3 separate regions of the Homo sapiens genome follow, and regions 2 and 3 are each linked to region 1. The links are chromatin loops, found by intact Hi-C in ENCODE. Cell type or tissue: PC-9. All regions are shown on one strand.

What was found. Peaks named below come from ENCODE experiments on the same cell type or tissue, not always from the same donor. Only the 100,000 strongest peaks of a DNase experiment are listed, where the experiment ranks them.
Region 2: it touches region 1 in a loop (13-fold over the local background); 31 of 110 quality-filtered maps call a loop at or near these places.
Region 3: it touches region 1 in a loop (6-fold over the local background); 3 of 110 quality-filtered maps call a loop at or near these places.

The regions. Positions count from the first base shown.
Region 1 is chr1:22,857,616-22,865,615 of GRCh38, forward strand. EPHB2 (EPH receptor B2) reads left to right here. Exons shown (of 16, transcript NM_017449.5): 4 at 5,422-5,577; 5 at 7,262-7,597. MIR4253 (microRNA 4253) reads right to left here and starts at 5,611; the gene lies at 5,544-5,611. RefSeq lists a silencer at 7,410-7,755. In PC-9, CTCF peaks have their summits at 4,680 and 4,881; a DNase peak (open chromatin) is centred at 4,416; H3K27ac peaks cover 1,603 bases.
Region 2 is chr1:22,701,530-22,709,529 of GRCh38, forward strand. No RefSeq gene overlaps it. Among named protein-coding and RNA genes, the nearest start is that of EPHB2, 5.3 kb to the right of the region's middle. RefSeq lists a silencer at 7,997-8,000. In PC-9, CTCF peaks have their summits at 3,075 (motif pointing right), 3,275 and 7,790; a DNase peak (open chromatin) is centred at 3,132.
Region 3 is chr1:22,746,319-22,754,318 of GRCh38, forward strand. All of the region lies in intron 1 of EPHB2 (EPH receptor B2), which reads left to right. Among named protein-coding and RNA genes, the nearest start is that of MIR4684, 31 kb to the left of the region's middle. RefSeq lists enhancers at 4,196-4,245, 7,946-8,000. In PC-9, no CTCF peak of the experiment used is centred here; DNase peaks (open chromatin) are centred at 1,243, 4,203 and 4,423; H3K27ac peaks cover 4,665 bases.

The DNA.
Region 1 (8,000 bases):
GTACCCTGTTCAACAGGTCCCTGGGAAGACCATGGGGAGAACAAATGGGAGGCAGAGAGGAATGTGAGCCTGATGATGGGCTGGCAAGATCGGGATGACTCTGGTGGTACCCAGACAGGCACAGACTCAGCTAAATATTTTCTCACCCACCTTCTTATCTGATTGTGATGGTACCTTGTAAGAGGCACATTGATTCAATCAACCTGTACACATCAAGTGCCTACGACCGGCCCGCGGCTCTGCTAGGGGCTGGAGAAACAATGAAAGCCAGACAGACCCGGCTCCTCCTCCCCTTTCCAGGTACTTTCAGTGCATGAAAAAACACAACACACAAGTTTACAAACCGTTTTCTAATATAATTACAAATTGTGATGAGGGTCAGTAAAGGAAACTGAGACTGAGACAGAACACAGCAAGAGACAATTGCTTTAGCCAGGGTGGTCAGGGTGGGCCTCTCGGAGGAGGTGGCATTTAAGCTGGGGTCTGAAGGAGGAAAAGGAGCCAGCGACGGGAAGAGCAGGGAAAGCCTTCCGGGCAGAGGGAACAGCTTGGCCAAAGGCCTGGAGGTGAGAGCGCATTCGATGACCACAGGCAGGAGCGCAGTGAGTGAGAGGAGGAGGGGGAAGCGTCCAGGAGACCATCAGGACCAACCTCACAGGCCTTGTAGCCAGGCTAGGCATGTGGGTCTATTCTAAGTGCAGTGGGGATAAATGGTGCACGAGGGAGTTTAGACAAGATGCCGCAGGTCTGATTCATTTTAAACAGATCACTCCAGGGACTGTGGAAGATTGGCAGAGAGGCCACAGTGGAGCAGAGACCCATTCGATGGCTCTCTCTGTCATTATTCCATGCAGGGATCATCAGCCCCCTTTCCAGATGAGGAGACTGAGTTTCAAAGGGGAGGAGGCCTTCCCAAGCCCACACGCCCGTCAGAGGTACAACTGCCTTCCTGTGTTTCAGGTCTCATTGTCTTCTTCCCACTTCTGCACGTGACATGCAGGTGCCAGCAGGACAGGTTCCCTTCCCACCCAGAAGTTGGGAGTGGTGTGGCCCCCCGGGCACTGTGGGCAGTGGCCACCCAGACCTCTCAGAGGTAGCTGATGGGAGCTGAGGCCCCAGTGCACCCCACAGTCACACAGTAGACTTGGGATCAGAATTGGCCTCTGCTACTGAAGAGCTATGTCTGTCTGTTCCTCTCTGGGCCTCAGTTTCCTCAAATGTCAACTAAGGGGGTGGGGCTCGATCCCCTTCCAGCCCCTCATTCATCCACCCATCACCCACTAGAAACCCAGCATTATACTGGGAGTTTACAGTCCAGCCAGGTAGACACATTCATAAGCAAGTAATTAAAATAGGCACTGTATACAAAAAAATTAGCCCGGCGTGGTGGTGCATGCCTGTAATCCCAGCTACTTGGGAGGCGGAGGCAGGAGAATCACTTGAACCTGGGAGGCAGAGGTTGCAATGAGCCAAGATCATGCCACTGCACTCCAGCCTGGTCAACACAGCGAGACTCCGTCTCAATAAATAAATAAAATAGACCCTGCCAGGGGGCTCAGGGAAGACTTCCTAGAAGAGATGATGTCTTAAAGGGGTCTAGGAGTTTGCCTGATGGTGAAGGGAAGGCATTCTAAGCAATGAGGGCAGATGGACAAAAGCCAGGGGTGTGGGGTGGGCCTGGTGGGGGGGGGGGTATTGTACCTAGGTGAGTGTGAGAGAGCACCAGACACTGAGGTAGGAGTGGTGGGCAAGTACCAGCCCCCTGGGGCCCAGGGGCCCTGCAGAGTTTGGGCTTCCCATGTCTGCTTGGGGAGCTGATGTGGACATTTTAAGATAGTGGCTTCATTGAGATAAAATTCACATACCAGACAATTTGCCTATTTAAATTGTACAAATAAGGCTGGGCTCAGTGGCTCATGTCTGTAATCCCAGCACTTTGGGAGCCAAGGCGGGTGGATCACTTGAGGTCAGGAGTTCGTGACCAGCCTGGCCAACATGGTGAAACCCCGTGTCTACTAAAAATACAAATTAGCCAGGCATGGTGGCACGCGCCTGTAGTCCCAGCTACTCGGGAGGCTGAGGCAGGAGAATCGCTTGAACCCGGGAGATGGAGGCTGCAGTGAGCCGAGATTGTGCCACTGCACTCCAGCCTGGGTGACAGAGCGAGACTCCATCTCAAAAAAGAAAAACAAATTATACAAATCAGTGGTTTCTAGTGTATTCACAGAATTGTGCAACCATCACCACAATCAATTTTAGAACATACTCATCACCCCAAAAAGAAGCCCTGTTCCCCATTAGCACCTCCTCCCCCTGCTCCCCTATCCCCAGCCATTGGCAACCACGCATCGACTTTCTGTCTCTTTCGATGTGCCTGTGCTGGGCCTGTTTCATATAAATGGAATCCTGCTTTCATGGCTGGCTTCTTTCACTGAGCACGATGTGTCCAGGGTTCACCTGTACCGTAGCATGTGTCAATGCTTCGTTCCTTTTTATGGCCGAATAGTATTCCAACGTATGTGCCATTGTGGATTTTTAAGACTTGGAAAGGTCTGCACTCCAGAGAGCTAGTTTGGAGAGTGGGTGGGTGGGAGGAGGCCAGATGGCGTGAGAGGCTGAGGAGTGGGTGGAAAGAGCTTTCTAGATGCTGGCAGCGGGGGGAGCGGCCAAGACCAGACCAGAGACTGCTGAGGAGGGAAGACCTAGTAATTGATTGGCTGTGGGGGGACAGGGTGGAGAGTGATGCCACTTCCCAGGGCAGAGAAGAGTGAGTTTCATGAAGCAGTGCCATAGATACAGAAATGATACAGTGCCCGGTGGTGGGGGTCGAACCTGGCCAGGCAACAGAGCAAATGAAGGGCGGCTTAGGGCAGGGGCAGCCTGGGGAGTCTGAGAGGGAGCCAGGACACTGCAAGGGGGAGAGGGCAGCCAGAAAGGCAGTCCAGATGGAGAGGCTGGCACCGCACAGAGGGGAGAGAGAGCAGCCACCCACTGGCGGCCCCCCCGGGAATGCCCCGCAGATGGAGGAGGGATGCTGAGCTGGGCAGGCTGTCTCCAGAGAGGGAGCAGGAGGAGCCTGATCTTGGGGCCAAAACCCTTTGGCATCTCTAAGGATGGTTCTAGACCTTCCTGGAAGCCTTGTGCCCCCATTCTGCAGAGGAGGAAACCCGTTCAGAGAGGCCGACTGCTCGACCAGAGCTGGGGCTGCAGCCTGCATGTCCTGACTGCCCAGAAGCTCTGGGCAGTGCCAAGATGGTGAGGCTGCCCCTTCATCCAGCCATCAGGGAAAGGTCGGTGCCCAAGAGGAAGGCGAGAGGGAGGGCAGGACGACTCAGGGGACCCAGACCCAGTGCAGTAATCCTCATGATTACTTTATGTGGTAGATGCTCTTACCAATGAGAACAATGTAGCTCAGAGAGGTCAAATAACTTGTCTAAGGTCTCTCAGCAAATTGCTTTTGAACCAGATGGCTTAGTACTGCCAGGAACTGTTACAAGTGTTTTTACATAAGTTAAGCAATATAAACTGACAACAACTCTAGGAGGTAGATACTGTTGTCCCATTTTACAGATAAGGAAACAGTTTAAGTGACTTCCCCGAGGCCACACTGCTCACACAGGTGGGTCTGGGTTTGCCAGCAGCCTGCACACTAACCACTATGTTCACTGCCCTCCTGCTTGCATGGCCTCCAAAGCCCATGCTCATTCCACTTAAGGAGGCAGCTCCAAGATGTATTTATGGGCCAGGTGTGGTGGCTTTTGCTTGTAATCCCAGCACTCTGGGAGGCTGAGGCAGGAGGACTGCTTGAGCCCAGGAGTTCAAGACCAGCCTGAGCAACATAGTGAGACCCCCCATCTCTACAAAAATAAAAATAAAATTAATAACAACAACAAAAGAAGTATTTACAGAGCACTTGCTGGGTGCAGATTCTAAGCTAGGCACAGGACAAGCAGCTGTGAGTCAGACATGGCTCTGATCCTGGGGGAGTTGAGAGCATGGCCAGGAGACCCCCAGAAAAATAATTTTGGTGGGTAAGTAAAGCACTCTGAACCCAAGCAATGTTCTGGGCCCCAAGAAAGGCAGGGTCTCTGAGGCCAGAGCTGGTTGAGGGTTGAGGGAGGGTGGTTTGCTAAGACTTGGACTGGGAAGATAAGCCTTGAAGACTAGAGCTGGAAAAAATGAACTAGGGAAATTTATGTTAATTGTTTACATACACAGAAACTAATGTCCAGAGAAGCTGAGTCACTTGCTGAAGAACCCACAGCACCCAGGCATAAAATGTACTCCCGGTGAGGGCCTGGGGGCCTGTGGATGGTTTAGCTGCATTTCATCCCAAGGAGATGAAATGTTTGTTGCAAAGCTGTTTCCTGTCCACCCACTTACCCATTGCACAATCTCTTCCAGGTATCATAGCAGAGCTGGGTTCATGAACCCAGCAGGCTGAAGCTGGGAGAGGGGCAGGGCCTAGACCCTCAGCCTCCTGATTCTCAGCCCAGGGCCAGCAAGAAGAGGAAGGTGGATTTGAATATGTGTGCACACAAGGCAGTTGCCTCTTATAGGCCCTAACCTCATACTCAGAGCTACAGTGGGGGTGGACTCCATATCAGGGATGATGGCCACAGCCCATGGGAGAAGCCAAATGAGGGCCGAGTGCAAGCAGTGCCCTCCTTAGGCTGGCCCTGGTACTGCAGGCCCGCCTTTTATTAATATTTTAATAAATTGATCACATATTCATTGGGCACCTATACTGTGCAAGGCCTTGTGCCATGGGCCTTACGCTTAAGCAGAATACTCACAATGACCCTGCAGAGATGGGCCTTAGAATCCTAATTTTACAAATAAGAAAACTGAGTCTGAGTAGTTAAGCAGCTTGTCTGGGGCTGCACAGCTAGTAAAAGGCCTAGCCAGTACTCAAAGCCAGGTCGGTCTTATTCCAAAAGTAGTGTCCTCCTCTATTCTACCACATCACCTCTCTACACTGCCCTAGGACTTTTCTTCTGCCGTATAATCATCTTAATTGTCTGTAACCCAAGGATCTAGTTCTAAGAATCAGGGCCCAGCCAGACATTATTAAGCAAGACCAGGACCCATGCACACTGCCCCAGACATCTTCAGATGTGCCTCCTAACTAGGTCAGGATTGATTCTAGAGACCATGACACAGCCAAGCTGGGATAGGTGAGGGAAGATTGCTGGGAGCCCTAGACAGCTCACGGACAAGAAACTAGGGAGCCCTGACAGAATTAGAACTCCCACGTTGGGGCCTGGAGACTTCAAACCCTTCAAGAGATGAGATTTTCCAGCAGTGGTGCTGCATGGCCCCTCCGCGAGGCTGTGTGGCCCCTCCGTGAGGCTGCGTGGCTCGTGACCTCTCTGAGTCTTCATCCAGTTTCCTGGTGACTCTCCTTGTCTTCTCTCTCAGGTTGTCCATCTGGGACTTTCAAGGCCAACCAAGGGGATGAGGCCTGTACCCACTGTCCCATCAACAGCCGGACCACTTCTGAAGGGGCCACCAACTGTGTCTGCCGCAATGGCTACTACAGAGCAGACCTGGACCCCCTGGACATGCCCTGCACAAGTAAGTCCTAGGGCCCCTCAAGGGCGATGGCTGGCCGAGTCCCAGGTCTACCTGCAGAAAAGCTCAGAGTGAGGATTGGGTGCCGTCCGGTTACAGCCAGTCTTTCCCTGGTGGGAAGAGAAATGGAAAAGTGCTCAAGAAAGGGGCATCCTGGGGTGGCCATGCTCCCACCTTGCAGACACCACAGTGCTGGCATCTGGCTCCTTACCCCCTTCTGCTGAGTCACATGGAAGATAAAGTCAAGGTCTGGATTCACAAAGGGACAGGGGATGGGAGGCTTGGCAGGAGATGAAGCAACACAGGTAGTATATGTGGCAGAAAAGGCTGCCCAGTGTTCTAACCTGGCAGCAGCTGCCTGAATCACAGCCCAAGGTCCTCTAGGAAGGCACTGCCTGAGAACGCAGCGTCACAACCCCTGTATCTGTCAGGGATGGCATTCAGCTGTAAGTAACAGAGCTGAGCCCTATGGCTGAAACTGTACGGATTTATTCTCTCACCCAAAAGGAGCCCAAGGTAGACAGTCCTGGGACAGTATGGGCAATCCACGATGGCCTTTGGGGCCTGGCTCTTTCTGCCATTCAGAATGGCATAATCCTAGCTCACTGCAGCCTCAACCTCCTGGGCTCAGGTGCCCTCAGCCTTCTGCCCTCAGCCTCCTGAATACCTGGGATTACAGGCGTGCACCACCACACCCAGCTAATTTTTCTAATTTTTTGTAGAGACAGGGTCTCGCTATGTTGCCAAGGCTAGATTTGAACTCCCGGGCTCAAGGAATCTTCCCGCATCCTCCCAAAGTGCTGGATTACAGGCATGAGCCACCACGCCCAACCTAGTTTCTGTTCTTTTTTTTTTTTTTTTTTTTTTTTGAGATGGAGTTTCACTCTGTCGCCCAGGCTCTGGAATGCAATGGCATCATGATCTCAGCTCATGGCAACTTCCACCTCCCGGGTTCAAGTGGTTCTCCCACCTCAGCCTCCCGAGTAACTGGGATTACAGGCATCCGCCATCATGCCCGGCTAATTTTTTGTATTTTTAGTAGAGACGGGGTTTCCTATGTTGGCCAGGCTGGTCTTGAACTCCTGACCTCAGGTGATCCGCCTGCCTCGGCCTCCCAAAGTGCTGGGATTACAGGTGTTAGCCACTGTTGTTTCTGTTCTTAACGTCACTTCATAGTCCAGCATAGCTGCTGAAGTCCCAGCCATCACCCACATTTTAGGCAGCAGAAGCAGGGAAAGGACAAAGGGACACGCCATAGCTGTCTGTCTCTTTTTAAAGAAACAGCCCTAGTCAACAACTTCTGCTCTATATCAGTGGCAAGCACTTAAACACAGGAGGCTGGGAAATGCCATCTTTTAGCTGGACATATTGCCACCATGAATAAAGCTGGGCTGTTCTAAGGAAGAAGGAGAAAATAGATACTGGGCAGGTATAATTCCAAACGCAAAAATACTATCCTCAGTAACAAACACTGAGCAGTTTGTAAGCTGGGAGGAGAGAAAGGTTTGGGCAGATGTACAGCAGGCTAACTTGTATTCTAGAAACATTTCTCTGGTGGGGAGACAGGACAAAGAATTTAAGGAAGTCCTTTCAGAGGGGCTGAGCCAGAGCAGCGGGCACAGAGTGGTCACATGGGGAATAGTACCCCCTGAGCCCCCCACTGACCAACACCTCTCCCCCGCCCCAGCCATCCCCTCCGCGCCCCAGGCTGTGATTTCCAGTGTCAATGAGACCTCCCTCATGCTGGAGTGGACCCCTCCCCGCGACTCCGGAGGCCGAGAGGACCTCGTCTACAACATCATCTGCAAGAGCTGTGGCTCGGGCCGGGGTGCCTGCACCCGCTGCGGGGACAATGTACAGTACGCACCACGCCAGCTAGGCCTGACCGAGCCACGCATTTACATCAGTGACCTGCTGGCCCACACCCAGTACACCTTCGAGATCCAGGCTGTGAACGGCGTTACTGACCAGAGCCCCTTCTCGCCTCAGTTCGCCTCTGTGAACATCACCACCAACCAGGCAGGTAAGTGCTTCCGACGTGGGCCAGGGGAGTGCCCCATCGCGCTGTGCCAGGGAGGGTCCTGCAGTCCTCACAAAAGACTCCTTCACATCTATGGAGTGATTTCTTCTTTTCAAAGGCTTTTCATGTGATCGGTCCACCTGGGAGAGTAAGTGCTACCTCTTCATTGTAGTGGTATTAATAACAATTGCTCCCATTTGTTGAGTGCATATTATTGAAGGTAAAAGTTAAGCTGCTGTAACAAAAAGATCCAACATTAGGTGACTTAAAGGAGTGGAATGTATTTCTCTCTCATGGGAGAATCCAGAGGTGAGCAGTCCACGTCAGCGTGGTGACTCTGATCCACTCAGAGACTCAGGGACCCAGGTTATTTCCGTGTCATTTCCCCACGTCCCCTGCTCCTTGT
Region 2 (8,000 bases), 160 kb before region 1:
AATCATAACTCACTGCAGCCTCAACCTCCTGGGCTCAAGGGATTCTCTCACCTCACCCTCCCAAGTAGCTAGAACTACAGGTGTGCACTACCACGCCCCACTAATTTTTTTATTTTTATTTTTGTAGAGACAGGATCTTGCTATGTTGCCCAGGCTCATTTTGAACTCCCGGCCTCAAGTGATCCTCCCACCTTGGCCTCCCAAAGTGCTGGGATTACAGGTGTGAGCCACCACGCCCAGCCAGTAATTGTTATTATTATCATTATCTCAGTAGCTACAGATGCCTTTGATTCTCAATAACTACAAGTCCTATTCAGGCCCCCTAAGGCTTTTGCTGGGTTCCAATAAGTCCTGATCACAAAGTAGAGATTCCTGGGTTTTGATTGCCTTATGTGTCCTTCCAAAAACTCCTTAGTCAATTTCTTGCAATCCAGAGAATCATCATGGCTCACATGTCACTACCTCCTAGAAGCCTGCCTGCTTATCATCATGTCCTCTCCTCTCTGTCTGTCCAACCAACCAACCATCCATCCATCCATCCACGCGTCCATTTGGCAAACACTTCCAGAACGTCTTCTTTGCCTGGTCCTCTTTAAATGTGAATCAGCTAAAACCTTTCCAGAGAGCTTAGCTACACCCACACCCAGTTCCATGACTTTTTTCTTCTCACGTCCAGGGTCCTTAAAAAATGGGACCTGTGCCTTACCCTTCTGTATGTGTCCCCAACCCCAGTGCCCAGCCTAGTCTGGATCTTTTCTGTGATTGTACCCGGATAGGGGACAGCTGTCCTGGCCTTCAGAGCCTCCACACCCAGCTCACTCGCCCAGCTCCCCCACCCTGCTGCACCTCTGTTACCAGGAACCCATCAAAACAGCATTATCAAACTCCAGGAGAGACGCAGATTGGGAAACGGTCGGCCAGGGGAATAGCCATAAAATTCTGTGTGCTCCTGTGGGGCGCAAAGATCAAAGTATCCCATATCAGTCTCAGTATACAACCGTAACAACATAACAACCTTTTACCTGGATACGGCACTCCACAGTTGACAGAGGTGTTTCCCATCTCCTGGCTTCTTTCATCTTCCAACAGGGCCCCTGGCCACAAGGAAACTGAGGTTCAAGAAGTTACACAACCACCCAAAGCCACACAGAAAGTAAAGGGCTGAGTTGGGATTTCAACTCGTTTCTCCTGACATTAAATCCAGTGCCTTTGCAACCATATCATAGCTACAAGCTTCGGAAAGGCCTTAATCTGGGGAATTGGGAGACCTGGCTCCCAGCCCAGCATTCAGGAGTCTGTTGAGCGACCTTAGCTAAGTCACTTCCTCTCCTGCCTGCAGTTTCCTCCACTGTAAAGTGAAAGGGCTGCCAGGCTCACAAGGTTGTTGCAAGGATTAAAGCAGATGATGGGTGGGAACAGACTGTGGAAACAGGCTACCCACTGAAGCTAGACACCCACCCACCCACCAGGAGCCTCACCTACAAGCTAGACAAGCCAGGCCCTCCCAGCTCCCAGGAGGAAGTGAGTCTTTGGCTCCACGTGGTAATGGAGCTACTGGGAGCTACATGGCTCACAGCTACTGGGTAGCATTTTACCACTTATTTCCTATGCCAAGAAGGTTCTTTGTACTGGTGGGAGAGAAGTTTCCATTCATTCTAGCAAGCAATTAGTCAGTGCCCATGTGTCAGGCCCTTTGCTGGACTTGGATTCAGGGGTGAACAGAATGTAGTCTGCCCTAGGGCAGCTTCACGTATGGATGGGGCATGAACTCGCAGGGAAAGGAAATTGACATTTCACAGGTATTCTCTAATGCCAGGTATTTTCTGTTTGTCGTTGCATGCTATGCTCATCACGAACCTATAAGGATCTGGTCCACTTGACAAATAAGGAAATTTGAGGGCTGGGTGCAGTGGCTCATGCCTGTAATTCCAGCATTTTTGGAGGCTGAGGTGGGAGGATCGCTTGAGCCCTGAAGTTTGAGGCTGCAATGAGCTATGATCACGCCTCTGTACTCCAGCTTATGCAACAGAGTGAGACCTATCTCTAAAATAAAAAAAAAGAGAGAAAAAAACTGAGGCTTAACGAGGTTGAGTATTCTCCCTGCTCAAGATCATGCATGATTCTAACACATCCCTTCCCTAACTCCAAAGGCCACACTCTTTCTGCTCCTCAAGGCTACTTTGCAAGAACATAGGATGAAGGAAATTGAGGTGTGTGTCATCAGCAGGCTGGGGAGGTTTCCAGAAGGGGCATGGGTCTATGGAAGGATTCCTGAGGAGCTGGTCTGTGATGAGGTCTTTGGAGGATAAGCAGAATTCTGGAAGACAGGATGGGGAGAAATGTGGTCTAGCGTGAAGCTGAGCATGAGGAAAGAGTGGAGGTGAGAAAATGGAGGAGTTCCTGGAGACCTGAGGACAATGGTTTGGCTGGGGCAGAGGGTACCTGGAGGTGAACAGTGAGACAAGACTGGGAAGGTGGGCTGGGTCCCGTCCTTGAAGGGCCTCAAATGCCAGGCTAGGGAGTTTATATTTATTGCAGGGGGGAGTAGGGGGGCATTCAAGACTTGTGAGCAGGAAAGTGGCTCCAACAAAGGGGCTTAAGGGTTAAGAGCAGAGAACCAGAGAAACAGGATGAGATTTAATAAGATTCATCCTTGTACTTTGCACTTAATTTCCCTCTGACATTAAATAATTTAAAACACTGAACATGTACTGTGGACAAGGCCCCGTGCTTGTCCACATGGATTATCTCATTTCAGCCTCACAGCTCTAGGGGATAGGCACTATTATTAGTCCATGTTACAGATCAGGAGACTGAGACAGAAAAGTAGACTGGCCTGAGGACTCCGTGCTTATAAGAGGTGGTGCTGGATTTGCACCCAGGCAGTCCTCTCCCCAAGCTACGACCCTTTAGAATGACAGCAGGAGGGAAGCCCTTCTCCAGAATGAAAACTCAGATGACCCCTTCCCCAGAAGGCTGGTCATGAAGTGGGGTGCAGGGCCAGGGGTCAAAAGTGGAAACCCAGGACCCCTGCACCTCTTGCCTCTGGCCACCTCCCTGATGGTTCTCCTAGAGGGTGAATTCACTTCCAGGACCACCAGGTGGCAGTCAAGAGACTGGCTAATTGGAGCTGCAGCCCAGCCCAGCCTCCTCCAGCTCTGAGTCACAAAGACCCAGGGCTGACAGTGAGGAGTCAAGCAAAGGGTGGCTTTCAGGGAACTCTCCCCTCCTGGTTGCTTCTCTCCATTCTCCCTGCAGCCTCTGTGCTCAGAGGGGCATCCAAAGTGGAGCTGGGTTCGCAGGTACCTCCAGGAGAAGTGGGAAAGCAGGAGAGTTTCTGGTTTCACGGCCCATCACCCCCCTGGAATAGTATGCAGTGGTTAGCAATGATGTTTCCAGAGGGTTTTTAACAACCCAAGGGAATGCTCACTCCATGGTGCTGGGTGGGAAAAAATAGGACACAGCACCATACAGACAGCAAGATTATAGTTACATGCAAAATACTTGTGCCTTAAAAAAAAAGTACCTGGATGGAAACAGATCAAAATATTAGTAGTGGCTCTCAGGCTGTGGAGATTAGAGGTGGTTTTTGTTTTCTTTCTTATCTCTTCTATATCTTCTTTATTTTTAACAATAAGTATGTGTTTCTTTTATCATAAGGTAGAAAGAAAAGATTTCTTGAAAGTGGGAAGAAAGAGGATTAGCTATCAAGGCATTTTTTTATCTTTTAAATGTAACCTCCTCCAGGAAGCTTTCTCCCCTTCTCTAAGCAGAAGTAGTGACTCCCTCCTCTGTGCCCGCAGAAGGTTTGGACAACCTCTATTAAACAGCACTTTGAGTTCCTTAGGATAACTATTGCCGTCAGTGTCTATATCTGTGCTATCCAATAATGGTAGCCACTAGCCACCAGCCACACGTGTCTATTGAATACTTGAAATGTAGCTAGTGCAAGTTGAGCTATGCTGAAATATAAAATGCATGCTACATTGCAAAGGCTTCGTGTGAAAAAAGAATGTAAAATGGTTCATTCATTACATGCTGAAATGATAATATTTTGGATATATTGGGTTAATAAATATATTAAAATTAACTCCATCTATTTCTTTTTCTTTTTTTTAAATATGCCTACTAGAAATGGTTTAATTATATGTGGGGCTTAGATCATATTTCTATTGGACAGTGCTGGTTCATGAGCTTCATGAGGGTAGATCTGGGGCTCTCAACTCAGGCCCAGAAAGGGGAAGAGCCCTGTCTGAGGTCACACAGCCAACTGGTGACAGAACTAGAATTTGAGCCATGTCTCTGTACATTTATGCAGCCAATAGACACAGGAAAAAATGCTCATCATCACTGGCCATCAGAGAAATGCAAATCAAAACCACAATGAGATACCATCTATACCAGTTAGAATGGTGATCATTAAAAAGTCAGGAAACAACAGATGCTGGAGAGGATGTGGAGAAATAGGAACACTTTTACACCGTTGGTGGGACTGAAAACTAGTTCAACCATTGTGGAAGACAGTGTGGCGATTCCTCAAGGATCTAGAACTAGAAATACCATTTGACCCAGCGATCCCATTACTGGGTATATACCCAAAGGATTATAAATCGTGCTGCTATAAAGACACATGCACACATATGTTTATTGAGGCCCTATTCACAATAGCAAAGACTTGGAACCAACCCAAATGTCCATCAATGATAGACTGGATTAAGAAAATGTGGCACATAAACACCATGGAATACTATGCAGCCTTAAAAAAGGATGAGTTCATGTCCTTTATAGGGCCATGGATGAAGCTGGAAACCATCATTCTGAGCAAACTATCACAAGGGCAGAAAACCAAACACCGCATGTTCTCACTCATAGGTGGGAATGGAACAATGAGAACACTTGGACACAGGTGGGGAACATCACACGTCAGGGCCTGTTGTGGGGTGGGGGCAGTGGGGAGGGATAGCATTAGGAGAAATACCTAATGTAAATGACGAGTTAATGGGTGCAGCACACCAGCATGGCACATGTATACATATGTAACAAACCTGCACGTTGTGCACATGTATCCTAGAACTTAAAGCATAATAAAAAATATATATAGTAAAAAAAAAGAAATTCCCCCTGGCCTGGCACTGGCTGTAGGGATGGTTTGACCCACAAATGGCCATGTGACCCCATCAATCCTGCATCAGTCAGCAAAGCCACTGGGATGGGAGTCAGAGACTTGGGTACACCGAGAGGGGATGTCTATTCTATGTTTTCTCTGGGCTCTGCCACTCAGTGTAACATGTTTCCCCCCTTCAAGAGCCCCACTACCTTTCCCCTCAGGAAGAAGGAGCCTCAGGGAAAGCAAAGGGAGCCTAGAGCTCATTGGCATCCTCTGGTATGGCTGAGATCCTCACCAAGGTCCTGTTGCCCCCACTGAATCCACGACAAAGAGAGGGCTGAAAGTGGCCTCAGAGAAACCACCTTGGCCAATGCCCTCATTTGGCATTTGTGGCAAGTGGGGCCCAGAGACGGTGAGTACCCTGCCCAAGGTCACACAGTAAGTTAAGGGAGGGCTAGGGAGTTAAGGGAGTCAAGTTAAGGGAAGCAAGTTAAGAGAGCCCCTGGTGTCTCCATCTAGGGGCTCTAGAGGCCAGCCCAGCCCCACAGACCGGGAGGATGGTGGCATGGGTTAACACATGGGGTCCCCCAGGCCCTGCTCAGCCAAGTTCATGCTATTTCCTCTACCTCCAATCTATCCAGTCTCAACTTATAATCCTCCATGACTCCCCCATTGAGGTTAAACTACAATCCATATTCTCCCTCCCTGATGTAACCTCCTCCACGCTCCAGTTGATTGCCGTACTTCAGCTCCTATTCCCAGAGGGTACCCAGTGTGTTCCCACCTCAGGGCCTTTGCCTCTGCAGTTTCTTCCACCTGGAGCTCTCTTCCCACATGTTGGCATGGTAGACTCCTCGCTGTCCAGCTTTTAGCTGCCATGTTGCCTAAGAGGCCTTCCCTGATTCCCCTGGCCAGAGCAGCCCCCTGCCCTCCGTCAATCACTGCCCCATCACCCTGGTCATTATCTTTCTCGCACTTACCATTATCGTTATTAGCTTGTCCCTATATAGGTCTCTCTGCAGCAGAATATAGGCTCCCAGAGAGCAGGGCCTTGTCTGGCAGGTCCACAGCTGCGTCCCTGCCTCCTCAGTGCCTGGTATGCAGGAGGTGCCCAACTAATGTTTGTCAATCAACTCTGATTGAAAGAGACCTAGACAAGACAGGTCACTGAAGCCTCACTCCAGCTGCACCAAAAACAAACAAAAAACCCCAAACCTTCCACATGTCTTTGGGCAAGTGGCCCCTCTTTGGGCCCCAATTTCCCCGTCTGAAAAATGGCGTTCCCTGGCTGCCGGGCTGGCTCGCAGGATAGGCTGGTTGAATTAGCATGAGTCGAGTTGATGGGTGTGAACGCTGCTTTGTAAACTGTTAAAGCGTGATTGCAAATTCGAGTAGCTGTTGTCATTAGACAAATGAAGCTTAAACCGCCTCCTCCTCTGCTGAGGAGGGGATTGGGTCAGATGCTCCCTGGGGCCTCCTGCCCTGGCAGTGTACAGTATAGTTTTGCATCCAGGCACTGCCCTCATGGAGCTCACAGTCGGCTGGAGTTGTAGAGATAACGTGCAAATCAGAAACAATCCATCAGAGAAACCAGCAATGGACCATGTGGGGCTGATTATCTTTCAGGGAACAGATAATAGGCAAATAGGTCAGTCAGAGAGGGGTGAGGCGAATGTCAATTAAGCTCTTGGTGGGGGCTGGGGTGAGGCTGAATCCAAGTCTTTAGAGCCAAGAAGGCAACCAGGTGGAGTGCACAGCTGGGACAAAAGCACAGCTAAAGGCGGTTGCCAAGAAATCAGGGAGGAGAGCCTGGCCAGACTGCAGAACCCAGCCACCCCAAATGGGGAATAAAATACTGTTTAGAGAGAAGAGGATGTGAGAGAAGGGGAACTTAATTATGATCAGTAATTTTCTATTTTTGCCAGGTAAAGGCCCTGGATAGATGTCTATTTCATCAGATAACGTTGGGTGAGTCACTTTCCTTTTTAGGCCTCAGTTTCCTTATCTGTGAAATAGCCTGTGGGAAGAGCCCTGAGCTCTGTGCTTCTGTGAAAGGTACAAGGAGGTCAGCACTGGGGTCGGACGGACATGGGGTTGAATCCTAGCCCAATTTGCCATGTGACTTTGGACAAATTACTTATCTGGTCCTCAGTTTCATCATGTGAAAAGATCAGCACCTGGTGCACAGAGTAGGAAAGATTAAGGGGGACAAGAAATAAACAAAGCCCAGCCTAGTGCCTGGTACCATGTCCTCAATAAAGCAGAGTCACTGGTCTTCCTATTTTGAGACAAAAAGGAAGTAACCACTGGCCCTGGGTAGGTGGAGTCAAGGGTCCCAGGAAATAGAAACAAAGCAAAAAAGCTGAATCTGCACAGTACATAATAGGTGCTCAATAATGACTTCTTGAATTTGGAAGTGTCTAGCACCTGGATGCACTGGAGGGGGCCAGAGCTTAGAGCTGCTCTGTCCAGGAGAGGGAGGATTGCCTCAAGATGGGCCAAGCTTGGGGTCCCTCAAACCCTGGGTCTCCTGGAAGGTCTGACAGGCAAGAACTGAAAATAAAGGCTAGCCCCACCCCAGTGGATCTTGACCCTGGTGAGGGGTCTGTAGACTTAAAAGGGGGAATCTTCGTTTCTCCTCTCTCCCTGCTCACTCAAATAGGAACGGTAGTGGCTCTGCCAGCCCCACCCCACTGGCTCTTGACCCTGGTGAGGGGTCTGTAGGCTTAATAGGGGGAAATCTCCTGTTTCTCTTCTCTCCCTGCTCACTCCTGTTCTGTCTCCCTCCCAGGCTGCCTCCTCCTGGTGGCCTTCCAGGATGACACCCATTTCAACTGGACTCTTGGAGCTTCAAGAGACGACCCAACTTTCCAAACCTTAGATGGATTCCCAA
Region 3 (8,000 bases), 110 kb before region 1:
GAAAGATGAGCGGGAGTTGACCTGGCTAAAAGGGAAGGGAGGGTGCACCAAGCTGGGGAACATCTTGGGCAAAGATCCAGTAGGAGTGTGAGTTATTGGTGGTCAAAAGGAACCAGAGTGGCTGGAACTGAGAGCTCCATGAAGAGTGGGGCAGGGTGAGGCCAGGGAGGCCTGTGGGCTCCTCCTTGAGCCCCACCCTGTGTGTCTTCACACTTGGAGCAACAGGAAGTCACTGCAGTGTGTTCTGCAGGGGGGAGATGAGATGGTGAAATTAGCCTTTTGCAAAGAATAACAAAACTTCCATGATCGACCACCTACTGTGGACCGTGGACCATGGACCATGTTAGGCCCTCCAATACACATCTCTAAATCCTGACCTCCTTCTGCACGGGAGGCCTCACCTCCACCTTTCAGGATGCAGAAGTCAGGTCACAAAGGTGTGAAGTGTGTTTTCTTCATGACCTTCCCACGAGGGTGTAGGGGAGCTGGGATTCAGACCCCGCTCTGAGGCCACATCCACACACTTCCCTCTGCACCCTCCTGACCTGTGACCCCCCGGGGGTGCAAATCTCTTAGGTTAGCCTTGCTTTCCCCATTCCTGGAAGGGGGTTAGGACCAGCCCTGCCTCCCTCCTAGGGAGTGTTTTAAAGTCAGATGAAATAAAGGAAGAAGTGACAGGTGGTGAGAGCAGGAGAGTCCCTCAGTCCAAGCCTCTTCTTTTATAGAGGGGGAAACTGAGGCCCAGAGAGGGAGATTGGCTGGCCCCAGATCACACAGCCAAACTCGGGTTCTGCATCAGCTGCTGCTTACCAGAAACCCAGGCAAACAGGGAGAACTGCCTTCTGCTCAGGGTTCAGTCACCGGACTGAGGGCCCAAGCAAGGCGGGCTCACGTCCTCTGTTCACTGTGGTCACAGCAGCTGTGGGCCACAGATAGCCCAGGCAAGGTTACTTGTATTAATAATGGCTGAAATTTATTAAGCCCTTTTTCTGTGCCAAAGCACTCTGATAAGTGCTTTTACGGAGTTATATTACTTAATCCTTGACATTGCCCCCAGGTGGTGAAGTGGCTTGCCCAAGGCCCGACTCAAAATCAAGGTCTGTTGATGCCAGACCAACTAGGCTGTTCCAGAGATTCTTTGTCATCCTGGTAGAGCAAATCGAGAGGGGCTTGAGATTCCTCAAATCCCAGCTGCCAAAGCCCTTGCACAGCCACAGGCAAGGGAGGGGGGCTCTGAGATGACTCACCCACCCAGCTGAGCAAAGCAAACACCTTGGGGTGGCATGTGGTCTGTGAGCTGGCATTGCCAGACCCCCAGTCATCAGGGACCTCTGCCAGCAGGGGCGGCCTGCAGGAGAGCAGGCAAGCGAGCCGTCGGGGTTCCTCTGCTGTTTGGGGACTCAGGTGCGACCTGTCTCCTCACCTGGAATGAACCCATTTGTTGGTGGCTTGAGCTCTAGAACCCATCGTGCTGTAGAGCGGAGCCGGTCTGCCTGGGGAAAAGGACAATGAAGTTGGGTGGCCCCACTCAGCCACTGATGAGCTGTGTGACTTTGGGCAAGTCACTTCACCTCTCTGTGCCTCAGTTACTTCATTCAGCACCTGAAGATAATAACACACTGTGGTGGAGCTGTGTGAAGCCAGTAAAGAACCACATTTAAGGGCCTGGCAGGATAGCATGGTAGCTGAGAACGAGTATGACTCTAGAACTGAATTTCCTAGTTCACATCCTGGCTCAACTTCCTGCTACCACTTGTGCAAGTTATTTAATCCTCTCTGGCCTTAGTTTCCCCATCTGTAAAATGGAGCAAGTAATCTTATCAATTTCACTGGGTTACTGTGAACATTCAATGTGTTTCCACACGTGAAGCTCTTAATGCCTGCCACAGAGTAAGCACTCAGTAAGTTTGGCTGTTATTCTTAATATTCCTTCATCATACCCTGCCAACTTGCTTCCTGTCTCACTTTGGCTGCTGGGAAGCTCAGAGCAAACGTTGTTTCCTAATTAGGTTCATGGAAGAATGATCTTTCCCTTACCTCAAGGGGGCTTTCTGGGTCCTTTTTTTTTTTTTCTTTTTTTTGAGATGGAGTCTTGCTCTGTCGCCCAGGCTGGAGTGCAGTGGCGTGATCTCAGCTCACTGCAAGCTCCACCTCCCAGGTTCACACCATTCTCCTGCCTCAGCCTCCTGAGTAGCTGGGATTACAGGTGCACACCATCATGCCCAGCTAATTTTTGTATTTTTAGTAGAGACAGGGTTTCACCATGTTGGTCAGGCTGGTCTCGAACTCCTGACCTCATGATCTGCCCACCTCGGCCTCCCAAAGTGCTGAGATTACAGGCGTGAGCCACTGCGCCCAGCTCTGGGTCCTCTTTTTACAAAAATTTGATTCTAATGTCCTGAGATATATGTACATACATAAACACACACATATATGATATTAAAATAAAATAAATTATATAATTTATTTTAATTATAAAGTTTCCTCCAATTCTTTCTAGAAATAATATTAGGTTGGTGCAAAAGTAATTGTGGTTTTTGCCTTTGAAAGTAATGGCAAAAACCAGAATTACTTTTGCACCAACCTAGTAGAATGTATCGCATTTTATGAAAACCAACAAGGTAGGCTACACGTCATGGGCCCTCTTGTCTGTGAGCTGCTGGTCATCGGCGCCTGTCCCATTCTTTCCTTTTTACTTTGTGGCTTTTTTTTTTTCTTTTGAGATGGAGTTTCACTCTGTTGCCCAGGCTGGAGTGCAGTGGTGGGATCTCGCCTCACTGCAACCTCCGCCTCCTGGGTTCAAGTGATCCTCATGCCTCAGCCTCCCTAGTAGCTGGGACTACAGGCAGGTGCCACCACGCCTAGCTCATTTTTGTATTTTTAATAGAGGCAGGGTTTCACCAGGTTGGCCAGGCTGGTCTCGAACTCCTGACCTCAAGCGATCTGCCCACCTTGGCTTCCCAAAGTACTGGGATTAGGGTGTGAGCCACCACACCCAGCCTCCTTTTTACTTTCTGGCTTTGCTTTTGGCCAGCATGTTGGTGCCCTGGAAAAAAAGAGGAATGCAGGGCAGGGACTGGGATGTGCATTTCTTCTAGAACTCTCTACCCCCAACACTGCCTCACCCAGGTCTGGGCACATGATAAAGATCCACCAGAAACCTGGAAGTGAATTGAAGGATTCAGACCAAGGTGTTTGGTTCTGTGGGTGACAACAGGTGTTTCTTGGTTGTCTTGTGTCACAGATCCTATGTGACATCAGCTCCCATTGCCAGGGGAGCTGTCCCTCCTGGCTCCTCTTTGAGGGAAGGGGAAAGGAAGGTGAAGGTATTGGGCCCAGGATGGAGAGGGGAAGGATGCTGTCTCCTCCCCGTCCACAGGGTGGCTTATGTCTACCGGAGCCATTCATTCATTCATTCGTTCATTCATTCACTCACTCAGCTGGACCTCCATTGGGTTCCAGACCCTATACTGGGGGCTGAAGATACTGAGATGAGTCAGCTGGTCCCTGCCCTCATGGAACACCTAGAAAGACATACGGACAAAAGGATGGGGATGAGGAGGGGATACATGAAGTTACCCTAATCAAGACGTGTGGTTTGACAAAGGACTTTCTTCTCAAATTTTGAATTTATTTATAGTAACAACTGTCATTCATTGAGTGCCAGCTGTGCACTCAGAGCTGTGCAAAGACCTTAACCTGCATTATCTCATTAATAAGCCCCCAAGGCCCCCTGAAGAAGGCAGTTATATTCTTACTTGGCAGATGAGGAAACAGACCAGAGCAGGGATGTGACTTGCCCAAGGTCACACAGCAAGCAAGTGTCAGATGTGGAATTTAAAGTCCAGAATCCTTATCTCAACTTCTCCCATGGGCCACCTCTCTATGAAAAGAAAGGCAGTGGGGTAGTTTATATTGGGGCAGCCCTACAATCCAGGGAAGGTAGTGGCTGGGGCAGTAGAAGGATTTTCAGCAGGCAAGGGGCAGGGGGAGCAGGAGAGATGGGCTGGGATGGGTGCTGAGGCCCGGACCCTTCTGTGGCATCAGAGCTTTGCTCTCTTCTCTTTCTGGAGTCCTGGGTCACCAGAGCCAGACTTCTGATGTGCTTTAGTCCTGTGTTTACATGAGTGTCAGACGGAGCAGGCTCCAGGGGAACACGGAAATGGCATTAAATAACGCTGAATCACACAGTAAGAAAGTTCCCCTTCCCTTCTCCTCCGTGCCTGCTGATTACTCATGGAGAAAGTCTCTGTTTCCTGCCAGCATGTCTCTAACACCTCTCTGACAGCCCCTAATCTCCCTTTTCAATTGGGAAAAGCAGACTTCAAGCTCAGAACCTGCTAGGGAGCTGGAATGCCAGGACATCATCTTGTTTTCATCATGAATAGTTTAGCTTATATATTTTTATTTAACAAACATACAAATGGCACTTTCTAAGTGCTTTGCAAATATTACAAATATTTCATCCCCATTACGACTTTATGAGACAGGTGCTATTATCCACCTTCCAGATGAGTAAGCTGATACACAGAGAGGTTGAGTAACCTGCCTGGGTCACACCTCCAGAGTGTCAGAGCAAGGACTAGGAATCCAGGCAGCAGGCCCCAGAGCCCATGCTCTTAAGCATCTCCCCAGACTACCTCTGATTCTCAGAATTGGTGCTGGCTCTCTTCTAGTTCCAGCAGTAGCCTGATTTTTTCCTTTACTGATGAATTTATTTCCATGAAAATAGGTGAGCCAATTTAAAAGTAAAGTGGAGTTCAAGTGGTTGTGTGGAAATAGCCAAAGTCCTAACAGTAGTTCAAGGGCTACTGAAGTTTGAAGAACACTGGTCAGTCCAAGCCCTTCATTTGGTGGAGGGGGATGCTCTGAAGAACAGAGAGGGGATGGGACCTAGCAGAGGTCACACAGCGAGTGAGCCTGGAGGCTGCCAGGACAGATGGGAGCGCTCACCTGCCACCCACGCCCATCTGCTTCCTGCACGCAGGACTGATGGGGCGCCAGGTGGCAGGAGCACAGAGGTGTGCTCACCTGCCCAGAAGTGTCCCGGTGCTGTAACAGGATCCCTGTTATCTCTGCTGTTCTGGGAACAGGCAGATCTGAGCCCCAAGGCCCAAGCCCAAGTCAGCATTTTGGCCACTGCTGAGCTGACATCTGTTGTATGTCTTTACCTTGTCTTCCAAGTCTCAACAGAGCCTGAGTGGGGAGCTCTGTCCTCAGCCTGCTGGTCAGGGCTCACCTTCCCTACCTTTACGCCTTTCCAGAAGCTTTCACAGCCTCTGCCTTGAGAGATGCGAGCTGACCCTGGGTTCAAGTCCTGGTTCTGCCGTATACCCACTATGTGGCTTTCTTTAGGATGCTTAGCCCCTGCAAGCTGTGCCATCCTCAGGTAGGAAATGGGGATGTACAAGATCAAAGACAGTGGGCTGGGAGGATCACCTGCCACACAGAAAGGCGGGAATGATGTCAGCTCCTTCTGGAGTTGCCTCGCTGCAGGGCTGCCTCCTTTGTCATGAAGGCCACCAGCTTTCTCCATGAGGGTCCTGGGAAGCGGAGAATGAATTAGGGCCATTGTCCCCATCATAGAGATGAGAATACCCCAAGTTGGGGGCTGTCTTCTTTAAAAATCAGGCTTCGGTCTGGAGTTCCACCCTGTGCACAGTGACACCAGTCACAGGCTTTGGATTTGGGCGTTCACTAGTTCCGTGTGGCCTTGGGTTGGTCATTTCTCCACTCCCAGCCTCAGTTTCTTCATCTGTCCAGTGAAACCATGCAGGGTTATTGTGAAACTTAAACATGATGAGTGTTCTTGGAAATGTCTGACCTACTTCACAGGTGTTATTTATGATTGTTTTTATTCCTTGTGTAGGCAGAAAAGTGTGCAACACTCTAAAATTACTAGGTGGGGTGGGCTCACGCCCATAATCCCAGCACTTTGGGGGGCCAAGGCAAGCAGATTCCTTGAGCCCAGGAGTTCAAGACCAGTCTGGGAAACACGGCGAAAACCCATCTCTACAAAAATACAAAAATTAGCTGGGCATGGTGGTGTGCACCTGTTATCCCAGTTACTTGGGAAGCTGAGGTGGGAGGATGGCTTGAGCCCAGGAGGTTGAGGTTGCACCATTGCACTCCAGCCTGGGTTACAGAGTGAGACCCTGCCTCAAAGAAAGAATAATAATAAAATATAATAATAAAATAATAAAATAAAATAATACAAAAATAAAATAAAATAATAAAATAAAATATAAAATTACCACGTAGTCAGGACATACAAGGGAATTAAAACCTGCTTTTTAGTAAGAGCCTCTGAAGAAGGCCTGAGCAGAGTTGGATCCAGGCTGATCTATATATTTGTATATAAAAATATGTGCATGTAAATACATTTTTAATATTTTAATATTATTTTCATGTATTTTAATATTTATAAAGTATATATTTATACTTACACGTACACACACACACATGCACACACACATATGTTTTGAATTGGAGTCTTGCTCTGTCGCCCCGGCTGGAGTGCAGTGGTATAGTCATGACTTGCTGCAGCGTCAGATTACTGGGCTCAAGCAATCTTCCTGCCTCAGCCTCCTGATTAGCTAGGACTACAGGTGCATGCCATCATGCTGGGCTATGTTTTTTTTTTTTGGAGACAGGATCTCACTATGTTGCCCAGGCTGCTCTTGAACTCCTGGGCTCAAGTGATCCTCCTGTCTTGGCCTCCCAAAGTGCTGGGACTACAGGCATGAACCACTACACCTGGCCCAGGCTGATATTTTGTTTCCCATCTGTTCTTCCAGTCAACAGTCTTTTTCACCCACTACTGGTTTAGGCATTGTGGTATGGAAGAAAGAGTGTGAGCTCCAGAGTTGGGCAACCCTGGATTTACAGGCCAGTTTTCCCAAATCTTGGCTGTGTGACCCTGGGCAAGTTGCTTTCACTCTCTGACCTTCAGGTGCCTCATCTGTAAAATGGGGGTCCCTTACCAGATTGTTATGTGGATTAAATGAGTCACTGCACATCAAATGCTCGGCACACATCCTGGCCCGTGCTGGACACTTAAATGATGGCTCCTCTTGTCACATGATCACGAGGCACTGGGTCCTGCACTGGGCTGTCATGGTCCAGTCAGGTGGCTTTGGTGGATATCCAAAGTCAGTCGGTCCCCTGCCCTGATGGAGGAAGCGCAGGCACCAAGCCCAGTCTGGGTGGTCAGGGAAGGCTCCCATGAGCCGAGTCGGAAGGGAAGGCAAGGGCTGGCTAGGTGCAGAGACCAGCACAGGCACAAGCGTGGAGTGCGGAGTGGGAGGGGCCTTTTCCTTTGGCTGTGCCCAGGCTGCCTGTGGGGGAGAGGCAGGAGATGAGGCTGCTGAGTGGACGGGCCCCCTGGGGACAGTTTGTCGGGGAGCTTGACAAGGTTAAGGATCTTCTTTGGACATCCTTTCACTTTCTCTCAATAACCTGGTGTGGATCTATCATCCCAGTATTTATCTAAACCCTTGCTGGACCCATTTATATCCTCCGCCTCTCCAGCTTCTCGGCGTAATGAGCTCCAGATGTGGTGAAAGGGCCTTCCCCAAACCTCTGCCTCAAGCCGGGAGGGTGCTGGGATTGCAGGGATGAGTCTTCGTTCACCAAAAGACAGGAAGGCCTTAGAGCCTGCAACTCAACCTTAGCTTCACCCTTACACAGGCCCAAGACACTTAGATTCGTGATCCCCTGGGGTTCCAGGCCGCTGTAAGGACCCCAAATCCTGGGCCTGAGTGTTCTGTGGGCTCCTTAGGGGGCACCCCAGAGACACTGGACCCTCTGTGGCCACCCCAGGAGTGAGACAGGCAGCCAGGAAGCTTTCAGCCCATGGAGATAGCAGAAATGTCCCCAAACCAAACCAAAATGGTGGCTCAAAGGTGCTCAGAAACCTCCCGTCTTGTGGTTCCCAGCTGTCAGTCTCAATTTCTACCATCTCAAGCCATGTTCTCACTGTTGTTCTACAAATGACTCAC